2 separate regions of the Homo sapiens genome follow, and region 2 is linked to region 1. Evidence: read pairs that join two places in POLR2A ChIA-PET (ENCODE). Cell type or tissue: HepG2. All regions are shown on one strand. Region 1 overlaps FNDC3B (fibronectin type III domain containing 3B). Region 2 overlaps FNDC3B (fibronectin type III domain containing 3B).

Region 1 (5,000 bases):
GACTCATCTTTTAGCTTGCTGTATCTTGCTTTGACTTGCCAAATAGACAACACAATCAGCTTTCCGTAATTTCTCTGCTGCTAGTGTGGCAAAAAGGTGAAGTTTCAGAGCTGAAAGCTTCGTGCCTACACTCAGAGTTCCTTTTACTCCCTTTTCTAAACTAATAAAACACTTCATCTCCATTTCTCATTCACACACCTCAAGTTCATTACATCCTGGTACCAAATTAAACAAATCCTATGATAAGAGAGCTGAAAATTTACTCATGTATCACTGCACTTTTACTTCTGTCGACACGAAAAACATGGAGGATACATTCAAAGTAGAGAAACTTCTTAAGATTCTATGTTGGAATTCCCTGCGTTTAACAGGTTCTTGCAGTCTGGACTTGACTGCAGCAGAGAAGCACTGCTGGATTGAGTATTACACCCAATACAAATCACATCTTGCCCACTCACCTAGCAAATGCCTCCAGCAAAAGTGTATCTACCACAACACCACTGCCCTGTCAGAGCGGACAACCAAAATAGACACATAACCTGTAAGGTCCTGATCATCAGTTCTTACACATCAGGAAGACCCCAGGAAACTCCCAGCTCCAGGAAGTTCTGTTGGTGTCTAGCATACCACATTCACAAGGCTGGCCACTTACGACTCAACCTTCAGCCCTGGCTCTCCAGCTGCTAATGTGAGAAGACCCCGGACAGCCACCAGCCTGACTCATGCTTCCTCCTGACCTCCGTGTTCTCTATCCTTCCTGTGACCACGCCAGCTCCTAGAATTGTTCTCCTCCACTGAGCCCAGCCTTCACTTGCTGCTTCTCATCCTGCTGACAAAGGATTTCTCCCAACTTACCTTGCTGATTCTGGTAGGACAATAGGAAGTCACCCCCACAAGTGCAAAAACAACTCAATGCTGATGTCCTGGGCATAGCAGTCACTGCTGTTGACAAGGTAACACATACTAAAAGCCTATTACTCAGTGCAGCATCCCAAGATGCTTGGTAATGCAACAGGCCTGCTTTGCATCATTCTCAGGCCAAAGTAAGGAAAAAGCAATAACGTACATCCTTCATTTGTCAAGCAGTCTGGGAAACACTGAGACTACATAATGAAATCCACTCAGTGAGTGAGCAGCAGTCTGTGCTCCCACTGAAAATCTTTTTTTTTTTTTTTTTTTTTTTTGAGATGGAGTCTTGCTCTGTCACCAGGCTGGAGTGCAGTGGCGTGATCTCGGCTCACTGCAACCTCTGCTTCCTGGGTTCAAGCAATTCTCCAGCCTCAGCCTCCCAAGTAGCTGGCACTACAGGTGTGTGCCACCACACCTAGCTAATTTTTGTATTTTTAGTAGAGATGGGGTTTCACCATGTTGGTCAGGCAGGTCTCAATCTTGTGACCTCGTGATATGCCCACCTAGGCTTCCCAAAGTGCCGGGATTACAGGCATGAGCCACCACGCCTGGCTTCCCACTGAAAATCTTAATTACTTCCCTCCTCCTTAGTTTAAGGGAAATCAGGAGAGAAAGGCTGTCTTTGAAGAAGACGGGCCAACATTCTACTTGACCACAAGACAGTAAATTCTAAAGGTGTTTTTTTTTGTTTTTTTTTTTTTTTTTTTGGAGACAGAGTCTCACTCTGGCACCCAGCTCTGGAGTACAGTGGTGTAATCATAGCTCACTGCACCCTTGACTTCCCAGGTTCCAGTGATCCTCCCACCTCAGCCTCCTGAGTAGCTGGGACCACACGCCACCACACCCAGCCAATTTTTGTATTTTTGGTAGAGACAGGGTTTCATCGTGGTATCCAGGCTGGTCTCGAACTGCTGGGCTCAAGAGATCCATCCACCTGCCTCGGCCTCCCAAAGTACAGGGATTACAGGCATGAGCCACCACACCAGGCTGTCATCTTAGAATATATCTACTTAGAATGCCTATATCATTTCCAATATTATTTCCAGGGCTTATTCTAATAGAGGTTCAAAATCAGTTAGAGATTATTAAGAAAGCCAGCTTCTCTCAAGTCTAAGAAGTAAATATCACCTTTATATATAATGTCTCCCCCCATTATATTTTTTTGCCCCAACCTAAACAATAGCCTCCAAATGATACCAATTTTTCCCGCTTCTGAGGAGACTGAAACAGGATCTACAAGATCACACCCACCTCTAAGATACTAAGAATCTGAAAGTAATGCCAGCTTTAGAACTGGTTCCACAAATCCAGGCATATTTTATAACCATTCTATGGGCTCTTTCCTATATGGGCATCTTTCTTCTCAAAACTGTTCCAATGACTGTCTGCCCATTTCTGTACTGGCACAACTAGAGTTCCACACTCCGGATCAAACCCGCTAGCTAACTTTGACCTCTCCCACATCCCTCATATCTAATCAGTTGCCAAAATCTGTCTGCTCTGCCTCCTTAGATACATTCTCTTCTCTCCATTCCCACAACTAACACAGGACTTTGTATAAAAGAAGGATGCAAGTATTTGTTTCATGAGTGAATAAACTAGATGATCACAATTTATCCTGAGAAGTTTCATTTATAAACACACACACAGCATGACCCCTGCCTTGAGGGAACCATGGGTTCTATCTAAAGACCACAGTGCATACTTAGAGGAGAATCATTCATGTTCTCAAACAGTAGTGAGCCTGGGGATCACTTAGGGGCTTATTAAAATGCAGAGCCCAGAGCCTTACTTCCAGAGACTCCCCCTCAACAGGTCTGCAAGGGGCCCAGGATTCTGCATTTTTACTAAGCACTCAGGAGATCCACAGTCCACATCTGACAGATTCCAGCTGGAAGGACAGCAGAAGCATGGCTCGACCCAAGGGAAAACACTGTGCACACCCACTTCTCTGGTGTATTTCAGAAAATACACTTGCTTTGCCAGTGACCCCACTAAGTCCAAGGTACATGTGCAATCAAAATACGCAAACATGAAGAGAAGAAGAGAAATGTTTGTATGAGTCATTAGGTCAGAGTGAGGCTTGGTCAGGGTCACAGAAAATTATGATTGACAACTGTGAAATGTAAAAACCCCAAAGAGGTCATTCAGCCACACCCCTCATCAGAGAGATGAAGAAACGAAACTAAGGCCCAGTAAAATTACCTGTTTACACTCTTTTTTTTTTTTTTTTTTTTTTTTTTTGGAGACAGGGCCTCACTCTGTTGCCTGGGCTGGAGTGCAGTGATGTCATCTGGGCTCAAATGATCCTCCTACCTCAGCATCCCAAGTAGCTCAGTCTACAGGCAGTCGCCACCATGCCCAGCTAACTTTTTGTATTTTTTGTAGAGACGGAGTCTTGCCATGTTGCCCAGGCTAACATCAAACTCCTGGGCTCAAGTGGTCCTCCCACCTTAACTTATCGAAGTATTGGAATTACAGCCGGGAGCCACCATGCTCAGCTTCAACTTTTACAGTTGGGGTGGAGGTCGGAGGTGGTGGGGGAGGGGATACAGTGGGGGAGGGAGGAAGTTTGTGTGTGTTGTAGACAGTGAAGTTGTGGCTCAAAGCCCAGGTGTCCCAGCTCATACCATATATCCTGAACATACAAAATTAATGTTTTGCTTTTAATATGAATGTTTTATTCACCTTAATTTCTACATTCTACATTTACCTTGAGCATAATAGTTATAAACAGGCCCGGCCAGGCACGGCAGCTCAAACCTGTAATCTCAGCACTTTGGGAGGCCAAGGCGGGCAGATCACCTGAGGTCAGGAGTTCGAGACCAGCCTGGCCAACATGGTGAAAACCCGTCTCTACTAAAAATACAAACATTAGCCAGGCATGGTGGCGCGTGCCTGTAATCCCAGCTATTCGGGAGGCTGAGGCAGGAGAATCGCTTGAACCTGGGAGGCGGACTTTGCAGTGGGCTAAGATTGCACCACCGCACTCCAGCCTGGGCAATAAAGCAAGACTCTGTCCCTAAATAAATGAACAAATAAATAAATAAATAAGATAAAGGGGCCCTATGGCCTACTAACCTCTATGGAATAGCAAAAGAGAGTAAACCTTTTCAAAACCATAATTTAAAGACAAACCAATTTTCTAGTCAATATGGTATTCATATTTAATCACAAGGCAGAAATATGAAAATCAAAAATACTAGAGCTTACCCCCTGGGTATGTGGAGGCGCTGAAGGGGGTAGTGTGGAAGAAAAAGACCCTGAAGCTCTCAGAATGTGGCACAGGCTTTTTACCCATAAACTATATTATCCTTCTTTCAATTTTCCCTATCTATGAAATTCTATTATAACTTGCACTTTTATCACCTTTACCATCACTCCCTCCACATATATTTGGTCTCAAGACATAATAAAATCTCAAGAATGTGGGGTCCCAGGGATGCCCCGGCTGAGTGTCCACATGTGTCCAGCTCTTTCGCTTTTCCCTCCTCCCATCTTTTCCTGCTACCCCCATAGCTACAGCCCTAAACCAATGCCAAGCTTTAAAGTCCCTTCACTTACCAGTCTGAGTGTCTTACAATATGGAAAGAAAAAGCATAAGTATTGATTTGAAAAGTCTTGTGAAAAGTTTACAGGCAATGTTAAGTAAAACATGTGATCTTCTCTTCTCACTCTTGCTTGACAAAGTCAATATATGAGCTCTCGGTGACAGCAACCAGCTTGCTACAAATGTCTCCTAGGCCTTAAATTTACATAGTAGTGTATCATGCCTAATGGGTTTGCTGGGGTTTGGGCTAATGTCCACAGGTCAGCATCCTTTAGCCCACAGCTGGAGTGACACTTTAGCCTCTGCCTGCCTCTCCTCCCTTAACCTCTATTCCCTGATGACTGTGGCCATCAGCACTAGGCAATTCAGAGTGCATGGAGGCTGAGAGCTTGGGCTTCAGACCCAGACAGGCCAGTGTTCAATTTCTGCTCCTTCCACAACCAGTTGTATGGTCCTAAGAAAGTTCCTTTCTAAATGTGGTACACAGACACCATGGAATACTATGCAGCCACAAAAAGAAATGAGATCACGTCCTCTGCAG
Region 2 (5,000 bases), 130 kb after region 1:
GTGTAGACAGCATTTCCTGCCTACTGCAAGGAAATAATGGGATTGTCATTATTAACATGGCCCAAGGCATGCACTGAGGTGGGGCACTGAAGAAACTGACCTTTAATTTTCATCAGTTAGACTGCACTGACTGCCTCATTTAAAAAAAAAAAAAAAAAGGTAGATGTTATTTTTCTCCAGCATTAAAGTCTAACACTAGCTCATTCACTCTCATAGAGCAAGACAGGCTTCGATCCCTATTATCCTTTCCATTCAACTGTGTTTATGTCTAGAAAAAAACCTGCCAGTAAAAGTTTTGTTCTTCCCCCCAACCCCTTTTACTTTTTTGGAGCTAGTCTTCCAATTTACAAGAAGTTGGTGAGGTTTAGGTACCTCTAAAGCAGAGAAACTCTTCTATTGATTGACATCTCTGCCAAACATTCCATGTCATTTCAAAGAAAAGTGCATCCAAACAACAATGAACGGCAAAGGTGGCTAGGATCTCTAGAAATACTTCATGTACTTAACCTGCAACGCACTGTTCCCCCACAGTGGTGTCTTTACACCATGACAGAGATGAAGGATGCTGTCTGCAGTGGTGACCCAGAGATGAAAGGCAGAGCTTGGGAGCCCAACAGCTGCATCCACTAATGTCAAGACCTGATCGCTCTTAAAAAACAGAACAACATCCACAAAAAGAGAGAAGGAATGGGAGGGAGTGACTCCCCTTTATTACAACATTTCTTTGATCTTAGACTTAAGAAAGGAAGCAGAGCTGTCATATATCTATTAAAAAGGGACAACCTCTCTTTAAAGGGGCAGAAAGGAAGAAAAATATTGGTAGAAGTAGCACTTGCAGTAACTAAGTACTGCTTGGCATTCAGATGTGCTTTCCCCCACAGGTGCTTTTGATATATATTATTTCATTTTAGGCCCACACTACCTCACTAAGATAAACAGCTCGAGTATGACATTAAGGATGAGCTGGAAAGCTGTCACATGAACAGAGACACTCAAGGAGCCAAAGGCAAGGTCAAGACAAAACTGATGGCTAATATTCACATACGCTTTTAAAGTAACTGGGAATGTTTTTAAATAATTATCCCATTAAGAAATACATCCAACAATTAAATCTGTCTGTAGTCACAGAGTAAAGCAATAAAATAATAAAACAGCAGCAGCTACCACTTCCTAATCACTAGTTCAAAACACTACGTTGAGCCAAATAGTCATAACAAGACACAGAGATTGAGCATAAAACACTGAGAGTGCTAAGACACTGAGAGACTGGGCAATTAAACCAGTTAGAGATGTGCACAGCACAGTTCCAAACTCAGATGTTTCCAGAGCACCAAAATATTAACTCCAAGTTAAGTGAGTAGTTTCCCATGTCCCCTCCAAATATGAAAACTGTACATTGTAACCGGCTATTATCTATAGACAAGGGCTCAAGAATACCCAAGAAGCATAGTGTCCTTAAAAATGTTTCCTTTTCATCTAACACAACTTGCCATTAAACTTTCTAGAAAATCATTCTATGCTTTCTCATGAAAAATGTTATGAAAGATTATTTCTTGGCTAAAACTGAAACTTACTGAAGATATACAAATACACCAATCTGTGTTAAAAATACATTTTTTAAAAAAAAAAAGTCCTTCATTAGTCTGCCAAGCAGGACGTCTGACATCAGGCTAGAATCCTCCCTCTATTGGACTCACCGATGACTCAGTGGAAACTAGGATTTGGAAAACCTGCCATCCCACATGAAACATACTAGGAACAGGCCGGGCGCAGTGGCTCACGCCTGTAATCCCAGCACTTTGGGAGGCCGAGGCGGGCGGATCACGAGGTCAGGAGACTGAGACCATCCTGGCTAACATGGTGAAACCCCGTCTCTACTAAAAAATACAAAAAATTAGCCGGGCGTGGTGGCGGGCGCCTATAGTCCCAGCTACTCAGGAGGCTGAGGCAGGAGAATGGAGTGAACCCTGGAGGCAGAGCTTGCAGTGAGCCGAGATCGCACCACTGCACTCCAGCCTGGGCGACAGAACAAGACTCCGTCTAAAAAAAAAAAAGAAAGAAACATACTAGGAACAAACTCACTCACCTTCATCAGTGCTACATCCTTCCCTAGCCATCGCCTGTTCTCCCCTACTCACTCCCACTGCCCCTGCTCCTCACGAAAGCAAGGAAGACAAACATGCAACTAGAACGTTAATGGCAAACACTTCAGACCCAAAATCACACTAAATGAAGCTAAAATAATCTATTAGAGACATTTATTTGAATCCTCTGTTCTCTTTTTTGTCAACTAGTATGCCCTCATAGGTTTGAATGAACTCCTGAGAACACTGAACTAATTTAAGAGAACTGCAAAGTGAAACATAAACAGGAAGTGACACTGTTTCCCTGTTTAAATTGAATATAATAAGCAAATGGTAAAAGCTAAAAAGCTATGTTTTCTAATTATTGAGATTGCCACGGGTGTCAATAAGATGTAATTAAAGATACAGGACAATAATCACATAGCAAGAAAATAGGTCCAAAATCAAATAAAACTGGAAATAATTATGTTTTTTCATTAGTGAAGAAATTGTATAGTACATTAAGATATGTATTGCTAAACAAAGCCGGAAATAAAATATAAACCTTAAAAATTGTTATCCATTTCTTCTCCTCCCACTTCACTTTAAAAGAAGGAGGATTTTTTAAAGATGAACTTCCGAAGAGACTCCAAATTACTGACTTTATAGTAATTTATTTAAAAATGAGTATAAATACAAAGCAAATTTTGGTGATGGTGGTGAAAGTGTGAGGTTAGAGAGAAGAGAGTCCAAGCAATTTTAAAGAAATATAAGGAAATAAAACACTCAGATCCTAAAATTACAATCTATTCCTCCTTTGATAGATGCTTAAAACTGTTCTCTTTACCTCTTGAGGTATAATATTGATATTTAAGAAACTATGTACTCTTAAGAAGTAGTTGAGTGCTATGGTAATCTGCATCATGAGGACCTACCACAGCAAGTCCTGAAAGCTGGAAGGAGGCAAAGGCTTCCCCAGCCTCCAACTATAGAGAGAGGGGTCAGGTGGGCAGCCAGCATTAAGTACCACTTCTCTGGAGGTGCTGCACCCCCTACCCCCCTGTTCAGGGGCATTTTTAGCACTTACAGCCTCCCTCCTGAGACAGGAGAGAAAGGAGAAGGTGGTTCTAACAGTCCTCACCATTCTGTGGAAACAATCTCCAGAGAAGCACATAGCTCCTTCTAGACCACGAGGAATATTCCTGTGAAGAAGCCAGAAACGGTTTTTAGGCAATACAGCCTTGGGGGCTGCATCTTCACTTAGTGTCTTTGTCTACACCCCTCCACAAACACAAGGAAAGAAAGCAAGTCAGGCCGCTCTTCAGAGCCTTGTCCTTAACTCACCTTCAGTGAACTCACTTTCTAAAGATGGAGTCGAGCCCTACATGATTTCTAACAAAGGACGCATTTAGGGTTGCCAGCTACCCAGGTTTAGCCTGGGCCGTCTGGGAAAGCACAAGGTTCCTCTGAATCCTGAGGTCACCTTTAATTAACTGCAGGAGCTGCTTTCTGAGTTCTCAGAGATAGACACCCTCTAGTCCTTTGCTCATCCCATCCCTGTGGCTGCCTTGGGTACAACCTACACCACCTAAAAGTATTAACCTTAAAAGGAGAAAAACAGTTAGTATTAGGAATAGGAGGATTTGCTTTTCCAGGTGCAAATTATAGGTACAGCATCTTACTCTTATTAACTGAAATGAAAGGCACTGCGGATGAACAGAACTGTTTTACCAGTGAGTAAAAGGACTCCCTTTCATAGAGTGTTTAAAGTGTCCGAATAAGGTAAAGCTTCACTACCATTTCTTAACCAACTGTCTCAAATTTTTCCCATTCACTCCATTGTGCTTCTTATACATTACTTTCTATGAAGTACACTTTTATCCTCTGGTTTCTTTCATTCTAAGCTTAAGTTGCTACTACAGAGAACAATCTAGGAAAATCTCCCTCTTGGAAAATGTCCAGAATATTGTTTCAAAAGAAGATTTTTTTTTTTTTTTTTTTTGAGACGGAGTTTCGCCCTGTCACCTAGGCTGGAGTGCAGGGCAATGGCGCAGTCTCGGCTCACTACAACCTCCGCCTCCCAGGTTCAAATGATTCTCCTGCCTCAGCCTCCTGAGTAGCTGGGATTACAGGTGCCCGCCACCACGCCTGGCTAATTTTTGTATTTTTAGTAGAGATGGGGTTTCACCATGTTGGTCAGGTGTGTCTCAAACTCCTGACCTCAGGTGATCTGCCTGCCTTGGCCTCCCAAAGTGCTGGGATTACAGGCGTGAGCCACTGTGCCCAGCCTAGATTTTAGTTTTCTAGACAATAGACAGGTTGAGCACATGGAAGGCATTCAGCTAATATTTAGCCTTAGTATTCAGCCACCTGGGAACACAGACACTGTACCAAGTCTAGAGATACAAATAAGATAATTAACTTGAACTATCGAGAAGCAGTGTGATACAGTTAAAAAAAAGTTTTAAAATCACTCTAAGTGACTTAGGAAAGTTTTTTAATGTTTTTGAGTATGCCTTCTCATCTTTGATTCACTCAATAAACACTTATGGGGGCACTCAATATGTACCAGCTTCTGCGGTGGACACTAGAAACACCTACAGAAAAACAGAATATCTTCCAGAATTACTTTTTAAGGAAAGTGTGTTTGTATATAGATAAATGGATGTATACACACAGACACACACAGAATATACATATGGATGGAATACATATTTACATGAAAATGCCTGGCAAGTAGTGAGTGCTGGAAAATTGTTGGCCACTATTACTGTATTTTACATCTGCCTTGTGGTCAGAGGGTTTGGAAGTACAGTGCACAAAAGTGTCCTCATTTCTAAATAAAACTGCCAATAGCTGGCTATCATTTTACTCCAAGGAATATGATGATTAAAACCTTCAATTTTGCCCTATCTCCTAACTGGAGTCCTTTAATCT

What was found. Peaks named below come from ENCODE experiments on the same cell type or tissue, not always from the same donor. Only the 100,000 strongest peaks of a DNase experiment are listed, where the experiment ranks them.
Region 2: POLR2A ChIA-PET joins it to region 1 with 5 read pairs; 8 of 35 experiments call an interaction of 5 or more read pairs at or near these places.

What each region holds. Positions count from the first base shown.
Region 1 is chr3:172,178,012-172,183,011 of GRCh38, reverse strand. All of the region lies in intron 3 of FNDC3B (fibronectin type III domain containing 3B), which reads right to left. LOC124906304 (a long non-coding RNA gene) reads right to left here. Exons shown (of 2, transcript XR_007096169.1): 2 at 1,995-5,000. Among named protein-coding and RNA genes, the nearest start is that of FNDC3B, 140 kb to the right of the region's middle. RefSeq lists enhancers at 599-893, 2,859-3,153, 3,082-3,241. In HepG2, no CTCF peak of the experiment used is centred here; a DNase peak (open chromatin) is centred at 2,971.
Region 2 is chr3:172,052,842-172,057,841 of GRCh38, reverse strand. All of the region lies in intron 1 of FNDC3B (fibronectin type III domain containing 3B), which reads right to left. Among named protein-coding and RNA genes, the nearest start is that of FNDC3B, 16 kb to the right of the region's middle. RefSeq lists an enhancer at 2,305-2,434. In HepG2, no CTCF peak of the experiment used is centred here; no DNase peak of the experiment used is centred here; H3K4me3 peaks cover 577 bases.